Linked DNA regions of Homo sapiens: region 2 is linked to region 1. Evidence: read pairs that join two places in POLR2A ChIA-PET (ENCODE). Cell type or tissue: HepG2. All regions are shown on one strand. Links, peaks and the distances in the headings refer to the core of each region. The heading gives the core; the rest is flanking DNA.

What was found. Peaks named below come from ENCODE experiments on the same cell type or tissue, not always from the same donor. Only the 100,000 strongest peaks of a DNase experiment are listed, where the experiment ranks them.
Region 2: POLR2A ChIA-PET joins it to region 1 with 5 read pairs; 3 of 35 experiments call an interaction of 5 or more read pairs at or near these places.

What each region holds. Positions count from the first base shown.
Region 1 is chr22:38,256,464-38,260,847 of GRCh38, forward strand. The region is part of intron 1 of TMEM184B (transmembrane protein 184B); the gene reads right to left. Among named protein-coding and RNA genes, the nearest start is that of TMEM184B, 14 kb to the right of the region's middle. RefSeq lists enhancers at 3,727-4,076, 4,307-4,384. In HepG2, for the core only: a CTCF peak has its summit at 1,620 (motif pointing right); a DNase peak (open chromatin) is centred at 1,628.
Region 2 is chr22:38,030,737-38,035,120 of GRCh38, forward strand. It overlaps POLR2F-AS1 (POLR2F antisense RNA 1), which reads right to left and starts at 3,492. Exons shown (of 2, transcript NR_199596.1): 1 at 3,429-3,492; 2 at 1,436-2,419. It also overlaps a transcript of POLR2F not described here. RefSeq lists enhancers at 286-1,485, 2,497-3,772, 4,068-4,157. In HepG2, for the core only: no CTCF peak of the experiment used is centred there; DNase peaks (open chromatin) are centred at 2,295 and 4,035; H3K27me3 peaks cover 404 bases.

The sequences.
Region 1 (4,384 bases), core at 88-4,087:
CGTGATCCTCCCACCTCGGCCTCCCAAAGTGCTGGGATTACAGGCGTGAGCCACCATGCCCGGCCAACAATCCTTATTGATTGCTTTTCCACAAGATAACCAATAAATCTCTGATACAAACTGAGTCCCTCCCCATCTTACTACACATTTCATAGAAAAATCTGTTGTTCTGCTGTCTAAAGCTTTTTATTATGGAACATTTCAAACATACAAAACTGGAACAAATAGTGTAATGAATTTTTCCACCTCTCCATCACTGAGCTTTAACGGTTAGCAACACTGCGCAATCTTGTTGCATCTTTCCCTGTCCCCCAGATGTAATGTTAAATACTTCGGTGTGCATCTGTACTTGATAAAGACTTTTTAAACTTTCTATTTTGAAATAATCGTAGGTTCACAGGAAATTGCAAAAATAGAATCTAGGGTCCTGTATGCCCTTCACCCAGCTTCCTCAACGGGTGACGTCTAGTCTAGCTGTAGTACAGTATCAAAGCCTGGAAGTGGACATTAATAGTTTTTTTTTTTTTTTTTTTTTGAGATAGAGTTTCGCTCTTGTTGCCCAGGCTGGAGTGCAATGGCGCGATCTCGACTCACGGCAACCTCCACCTCCAGAATTCAAGTGATTCTCCTGCCTCAGCCTCCCAAGTAGCTGGTATTACTGGCATGCACCAAAACAATATGTCTGTCACTGACTTTAAAAAGAAAAAAAAAATCCTCTCATAGCTGAACTCCTAAAAAGCTACGTAACAGAATTTTCTAGTCCATTAAAAATTTTCCAAAGCATTTTAGTGGGTTTTGGACTCGCTTGTTAAGAATTTTAAAATAAAATACCTTCCATTTCGTTTACAAAAACGTGATTGGCATCAGGGAGGATGGAAATGTACCGGCCAAATTTCAACAAATCCTTTGCATACTCAGTGGACGGGATGGAAAAATGAGTAACCCGATTTAGAAAGAAAGCCAAGGATGCGTCTGCTCCGTGTGCAGCTTCCTGTCCCAGACAGGATCTTTTGCAGGGAAAGCAGCCATTAAAACCCAGTCTCTAAACAAGCCGAACGTGAAGCCAGCCAGACCTTCCAAACTCTCTCTCACTGATCACGAAAGCGCACGTTCCAAAAAATGACCCCGTGTATGAACCCAGGAGGTTTCTGTACCGTCAACAAAGTAAAAATTTTCTTTATTACATCTTTAGCTTGGCCTTTGGTTTCTGTTTTTGGTGTAGGTTTTATTACGTACACACTGAAACAGTAAAGTAATATACGTGTATACTTATTGTAACATACACTTATAATTACACCAATATCCACATATTGGGGGTGCATGTTCAAGAGGTTTTGTTCTGGTTTCTTTTTTACTGATAGGGCTGTGTGATCCAAGGAAGTTTGGAGAGCAGTGCTATAGTGATAGGCAAAGGCCCAAGGCTTCCTAATGGCTGCTGCTATTCCCCTCTCCTCTGCAATCTCTCTGCCTCTCTGTCCTTCCCCAGACAAGGCCCCCTGGCTCAGTTCCAGGCTGCAGATCAGACAGAAAACAAATTCAAGGACCCCCACCTCCCCCACATACAGCCTACCTGCCAGTGAGTGCAGTCTCCACACCTGTCTCTCATTCACACGCCACCCAGCAGGTGGCAAAGAGGCCAGGCCACGCAGTCTGCACTTTGTCCCAGGCTCTGAGACAGGGAACTGAGTTGGAACCTCAGCATTATCACCTAAGCTGGGCCTGAGGCAGGTGACTGGACCTCTCTGACTGTGTTTCTTAGGGAGAAAAGTCCAGGTGCACTGTCCTGTAGCTAAGGCTTTTGGACTAAATGGGTTTAAGAATTTAGAATTTTTCCAAATTTTTTTTTTTTTTTTTTTAGACTAAGTCTCACTCTGTCACCCAGACTGGAGTACAGAGGAACAATCTCGGCTCACTGCAACCTCCGCCTCCCAGGTTCAAGCGATTCTCCTGCCTCAGCCTTCCTAGTAGCTGGGATTACAGGCATAAGCCACATGCCCGGCTAATTTTTGTATTTTTAGTAGAGACAGAGTTTCACCATATTGGCCAGGCTGGTCTCGAACTCCTGACCTCAAGTGATCCACCAACCTCAGCCTCCCAAAGCTCTGGGATTATAGGCATGAGCCACCGTGCCCAGCCGAATTTTTCAGATTTTAGAAAGGATTATGCTGCTAGACACAGTGACACTCCTGGAAGGGTGGGTGCAACACCCCAAAAGCAAACATATAGTACTTTCATAGGAAAACATACTGTTAGTCACCCTAAGGAAGATAGTTTTAAAGGCCATAATTAGTATCACATCAATTCAGGTCAGATTTTTGCAGCAGAAATTAGTCTGCTGCAGACTTAGAAGAACCTTTGGGATTTCTGAGCGTTCTGAATTCTAGAACAGCAGAGAAGGGGATGTGGGCCTGGACCGTCTTCCAGAACTGTAGGGAGGCTGATGAGGAAGCAGACATCCAGTGTCGTTTATTTCTATGTTTATTTTCAACTGTAATGGTATCCCTCCTCCCAACCTGAAATCCACTGAGAATGTGGCAGGAGCTGGCCGTGGGACCCAAAGTCTCACTTCTCCCAAGACTGCCCCACCTCCCTCCTCTTCCAGGAAAGACGTCTTCCGGCTGGCCCCCCATCAGAGACATCCTTTCTCAGATAAGCTACGCAGCTATGTCGTCACTGAACTTGGCCACCTGCCTTGGAGTTTATTTCGGGAGCATCCCACCATCTCACCCAGATTCTATCGTCAGAGTCATTTTAACTCATGTTTGAGGGACACCTTACTGCTGCTATCCCCTCTGCCCATGGATTTTATTATGTGCTGTGTGGTAGGCTGAAGAATAATCCCCCAAAGATGTTGACATCCTAACCCCCAGAGCCTGTGAACATGCTACCTTACATGGCAAAAGGGACTTTGCAGAAGTGACTGAATTAAGGGTCCTGAAATGAGAGATTATCCTGGATAACCTGGGTGGGCCCATGTCATCACAAGGGTCCTCGTAGGAGGAAGGCAGGAGGTAGAGAGCGAGAAGAGGGCAGCGTGACAAAGGAAGCAGAGAGAGGAAAGTGGAAGCTGCTACGCTGCTGCCCTTGCAGATGGCGAAAGGCGCCACAAGCCACAGATGGAGGTGGTCTCTAGGAGCTGGAAGAGGCAGGGAAATAATTCTCCCCCAGAGCCTCCAGAAGGAGTATGGCCCTGCCAACACCTCGATTTTAGTCCAGTGAAACACATTCTGGACCTGACCTCCAAAACTGTGAGATAATTAATGTGTGCGCATGCATTTTATTGGTTTTTCTTATTGTAAGTAATCTATAATTTGTGTTTGTTTTGTTTTTGAGAAGGAGTCTCACTCTGTGGCCCAGGCTGGAGTGCAGTGGTGCGATCTCGGCTCACTGCAACCTCTGCCTCCTGGGTTCAAGCAATTCTCCCACCTCAGCCTCCAGAGTAGCTGGGGTTACAGGCACGTGCCACCACGCCTGGCTTTTTTTTTTTTTTTTTTTTGTGAGACGGAGTCTCACTCTGTCACCCAGGCTGGAGTGCAGTGGCGTGATCTTGGCTCACTGCAACCTCCGCCTCCCAGTAACTGGGACTACAGGCGCGTGCCACCACGTCCTGCTAATTTTGTATTCTTAGTAGAGACAGGCTTTCACCATATTGGTCAGGCTGGTCTTGAACTCCTGACCTTGTGTTCCGCCCACCTTGTCCTCCCAAAGTTCTGGGATTACAGGCGTGATCCACCACACCCGGCCAAATGCCTGGCTAATTTTTTATATTTTTGTTAGAGACAGGGTTTCATCATGTTGGCCAGGCTGGTCTCGAACTCCTGACCTCAAGTGATCCACTCACCTCAGCCTCCCAAAGTGCTGGGATTACAGATGTGAGCCACCGCACCCGACCTAATTTGTGTTTTAAGTCACTAAGTTTCTGGTAATTTGTTGCAGCAGCAAGCAGCTTGCAGATGCAAAACAGAGGTTTGAAGGGCTGACGTCATTTGCCCACAATCACCTGACAAATGGTTCTTCCGACTGCCACTGCCGTGCTGTGAAATCCGCAGAACTCTGGAGCCTGACCACCTAGACCTGACCTCCAGCTTTGCCACTGGCTAGCTTTGTGTCTGTGAGCAAGTTACACAACCTCTCCTTGCCTTAGCTTCCTCATCTATAAAATGGGGAAGCAGCCATACCTGCCTCTGAGAGAGAGGGACGGAATAATGAGTGAACACAGAAAGCACTGAGAAGGTCTGGCACCATGTGATGTCAGCTGCCATTGCTCTCCCACTTCCTCCTTCGGCCAGCCTGGGATTTCATGCTCCCAACAGTCTCTGGGACCCAGGTTCTGTTGCTGGGTATTTGCTCTCTTTAAATCTTCTGAGGTCATATTTTCATTCAT
Region 2 (4,384 bases), core at 255-4,254, 230 kb before region 1:
CAGGGTCACTCCCGGGATAAGAAGAGGTCATGCAGTGGGGAGGTGTGGGTGGGGGCAGGGTTGTGCTGGGAAGGCCTGGGGAGCGTGGTCAGTGGTTCCCCGGGGATCAGGAACAGGCCCTCTCCCACCCCACCCCCAGCTCAGTTGCTGGACAAATCCATCAGATCAGTCGGCTGTCACCAGTAGGGGGTGGGAAAGGCAGGGTCTGTGAAATGAGGGGCCCTGGGACAGGACGAGGGCTGGAAGAGCTGTGAGAGGCCCTGGGCAAGAGGTAAGGAAGCAGGCTACAGACCACCAGCACTTCAGACCCTGCCAATGGAAAGACGGGTCTTGGCAAGTGTCGGTGTCGCCCCCTCCCTCCTTGTCCCTTGGGAAACTCCTACTACTCTGTCAGGCCTCAGCTCCAGCACACCTCTTCCAAGACGCAGGGGTTAAGAGCGAGAGTTTGGGTGTCATTCCATCTGCAGGGCCCTGGACAATCTGCTTCATCTTTTTCAAACTCATCTGTAAAATGCGGACAGTAATACCACAGAGCCTGCAGGATGGTTGCAAGGATTAAATGAGATGTTCTTGGCACGGAGGAGCCTACTTCTGACAACAAGGATGCCCTCGTTCCTTGGCTACTTCTCCTACCCACGTCCCCCCACAAGGTAGACTTGGCCCTCTGAGTCCTCACCACACCACCCTCTTAGCCCAGGTAGTAATTACAGTCATGTCTGTCTCCTCCATGGAACAGTGAGCCCCTAAGTGTGGGGACTGGGTCTGATTCACCACCAGGTCCCCAGAGCCCAGTGCAGGACCTGGGCAGGCACGGACTTCACACCCTGTGCCGCTGTCCAGGTCCCCACCAGCACCAACACCCTGTCCCAGGCGCCTGATGTCACAGGTGTCCCGGCTGAGTGGCAGCTCCTCACTCAGCTTCCACTTCCTCACGTGTGACCCTGGTGACCTCCGAAGGTTGCTTCCAGCCTGAAAGTGCTGTGAGTCCATGTCTCAAACCCGCGTCACCATGCTGCCCCCAGACCAACCCCTCCCCGCTTCCCTGCCCCATCAACGGCCCCACTGTTCTCCAGTGACCCAGGCATGAAGCTTCGGAGTCATTTTTGACTCATCCATCCCCTTCATCCCCTATGGCTAGTCATCGGCCATGACAATTTTTCCTTCCAAACACATCCGTAGTCCCCTCCCCAGCATTCTAGTCCCCTCTGTCTTGGCCTCTGTTTTGGTCTGAAGTCTGGAGATTTTGTCCAGTTTCTTTTTTTTCTTTTACTTTTTTTTTGAGACAGGGTCTTGCTCCGTGGCCCAGGTTGGAGTACAATGGCGCGATCTTGGCTCACTGCAGCCTCAACCTCCTGGGCTTAAGTGATCCTCCCACTTCAGCCTTCCAAATAGCTGGAAGCCTAGGCACAAGCCACCACACCCAGCTAATTTTTAATTTTTTTGTAGAGACAGGGTCTCACTCTGTTGCCCAGGCTGGTCTTGAACTCCTGATCTCAAGCAATTCTCTCACCTTGGCCTCCCAAAGTGCCAGGGTTACAGATGTGAACCACTGCACCACACCTGGCCTGCTTTTATCCATTTTCTAACTGGCCAGTGTCCTCTCACCTTCCACCACAGCCATCTTCCCAGGAGAGCTCTGGAGTTCCACTGTTACGGTCCTCCCAAAAATGCACAGCGGGTATCTGACAGGGGAAACTGCTTCACACCCATCACCTGCCCCTGAATCCATCAGTCAGGAGCCGAGCTGCTGCCTCGAGGCTGAGTGTGCCCAGGAGAGACCGGGGTCTCTGCCCACAGTCAGGCACATAGTCCACTGAGCTCTGCTATTCCTTAGGCCCAACACTGGGCATGGGGCAGGGAAACCAGGATGCTTGAGGCATAGGCCCTGTCCACACCCTGATTGGGGACATGGATGGATGATGCCACACTGACACAGTGTGCTGTAGGAACCAACGTGGGGTGGCGGACGCCCCTCATGCTGCCTGGAATCAGGACGTGTCACAGAGGACAGACAGTCGAGCTGGGTCTTGAGGAATGAGCAGGAGTTCTGCGGAGAGGGTGCTTCAGCAAGGAAGCTGCCTGGATGCGCAGTTATGAAGGCCTGCAGGGGCAGGAGGGGTGGCCACGGTGGGAGGTGGGGAGGCCAAGCTGAGAAGGGCTCCGTGGGCCACTGGTGAGCTGCCTCTGGAATCCCTTACTGCCGTCCATAATTCATGTCCCCCACACGGAGCATGACATAATTCATGTCCCCCACATGGAGCATGACATAATTCATGACCTCCCAACCTGTGACGCAACACCTCCTTGTAAACATCAAAGCAGCCATCTGTGAGCCATCTTTGAGCCCAGGAGGTTGAGGCTGCAGTGAGTTGTGATCATGATACCGCACTCCAGCCTGGGCCCCAGAGTGAGACCCTGTCTTAAAAAAAAAAGAAAGAAAAAAGAAAATTAAAAAAAAAAGGAAGTGGACAAAATCTTGAGATTTTGCACAGAGCTGTCCTCCCTAGTTGCCCTGTCTTTCTTCGCCAGCCTTTTCAGGTGGACGGGGCATGGCTTATCTCTCCCATTTTACAGATGAGGACTCTTGAGACCTACAGAGAGAAAGCGCTTGTCCAGGGCGGCCTGCTAGGCTCTGGTAGAGCCAGGGCTGGAATTTCCCTGGCCCCAGATCCCAGAGTCTAGAGGTTGCAGCGGGGTTCAAGCCTGGTTACCCAGTCCCTCTGGGGTAGGGCTGGTTCTGTAGGACCAGATGGGGCGACAGACAGGCCCAGCTGCTGGGAACTCCAGGACCAATCACCAGTGCCCACAGAGCCTCGCCAAGGCAAGCCCTGCTGGGCTGGCACAGCCTCTGAGGCCAAGCCTGCTCCCCCAGTGCAGTGGGGGTTGGGGGATGGGATCTGGCCCCGGCGGAGCGGGAGGGACTGGGTGGCGGATTTGTGTTTCCACTTGATTTCCTCAGTTGTTTTCCAAGAGCGGTGGCAGGATCCTGAGGGGAGGGGTGGATGTGGGGAAGCCACCGGAAGGCGCCACGGCCCCGCTGCCTGCCCCCCATGTGACTCCACTGACTGACGACAGTGCCCGTGGAAGGGCCTCGAGGCTTCTGTCCTGTGCTCGCTGGGAGAGGGTGTGACGTGGACGAGGGCACTGGGCGACTCCTCATGACCCATGCTGACTCTAAGTTTGCTGCTCACTTGGGGCCCCAACCCCTTTGATTCTGGGAGTCAAGAGAGGTTGTGACCGCCGCTGACCCCTATTCCCTGCACCATCCCAGGGGTCAAGTGGCTGGGGCCGAACCCGGACAGGGCAGGAGTGCCCCAAAACCTAGGGCTTGGCATGGCCCCTTGGTGTCCTCCCGACTCCCCTTGTCAGCTCCTTCCGCCTCCCCTTCTGCTTCCTCTACTCCCACCGTTTCAGCCTTGCTGCCTCACCACCACCATCTGTCCCCCAGCTCCTTGGGCCTGTCCACGCTGCTCCTCATCCCCACTAGTTGTCTTTTCCGCCTTCCAGGGCTGCACTGGGCTCTCACTGGGCCTCGGGCCACAGCCTCTTCCCTTCCATGCACCCCTGCGTCCCAGGCCTGGCAGCTTCCCCAGGCCTGTCACAGAGGAGTGGGGTCAGCCACTCCTGGCTTCAGAATCTGCTCGGCCACTTCCTGGCCACGTGGCGGCAGGCAGGTCCCAACCCTTCTCTGGGCTCCAGCTTCCTCCTCCAAGAAGCGGGGGAGGGGATAATGCAAAACCAGCGACCTCCTGCACCAGCTCTAAGGAGACCGAAGTGCCCAGCATGGGGCGGGGTGCGGAGGCAGCCAAGAGCTCAAAGGAGAGCCAGGCCACTTGGAGTTGAAATCCCAGCGCTGACACCAGCCGTGCAGCCCTGGACCCCTCTCTGAGCCTCAATGTCCCCCTCTGTAAAATGGGGATAATAATAGCAGCTTCCCCTTGGGACAGAATGAACTAATCCCAGGGGAGACCTGTCAGCCTGGGCTTTCTGGAGGGGGTTGTGCCTGCGCAGCTCGGAACAATGAGTCAGAAGCAGCCAGCAGAGACACAGAGCGCACTGGAGGTGGGGGCAGGGCTTGAGCAGAGGCCAGAGGAGAAACCAGTTGGGAGCTTTCGGCCCAGGGCTGGGAGTGGTGGGAGGTGAGACCTGGGGCCGTGGCCTAGGACGAGCTGGGGCTTTCCAGGATCCCACCCCAGCCTCCCCACCCCACCTTGCTAGCCAGGGGGCTGACATCCCTCCCCACTCCCCAAGCAGATTCCCTTGTGCTGGTCCTTCCACCTAAGCTCTCCCCACACCTCTTGGCCTCTGCAAATCCTGCCCATCCCTCCATAACACACATAGTGTAGGTCTTGCTTCTTCCAGGAAGCCTTCCCTGCTCTCTGCC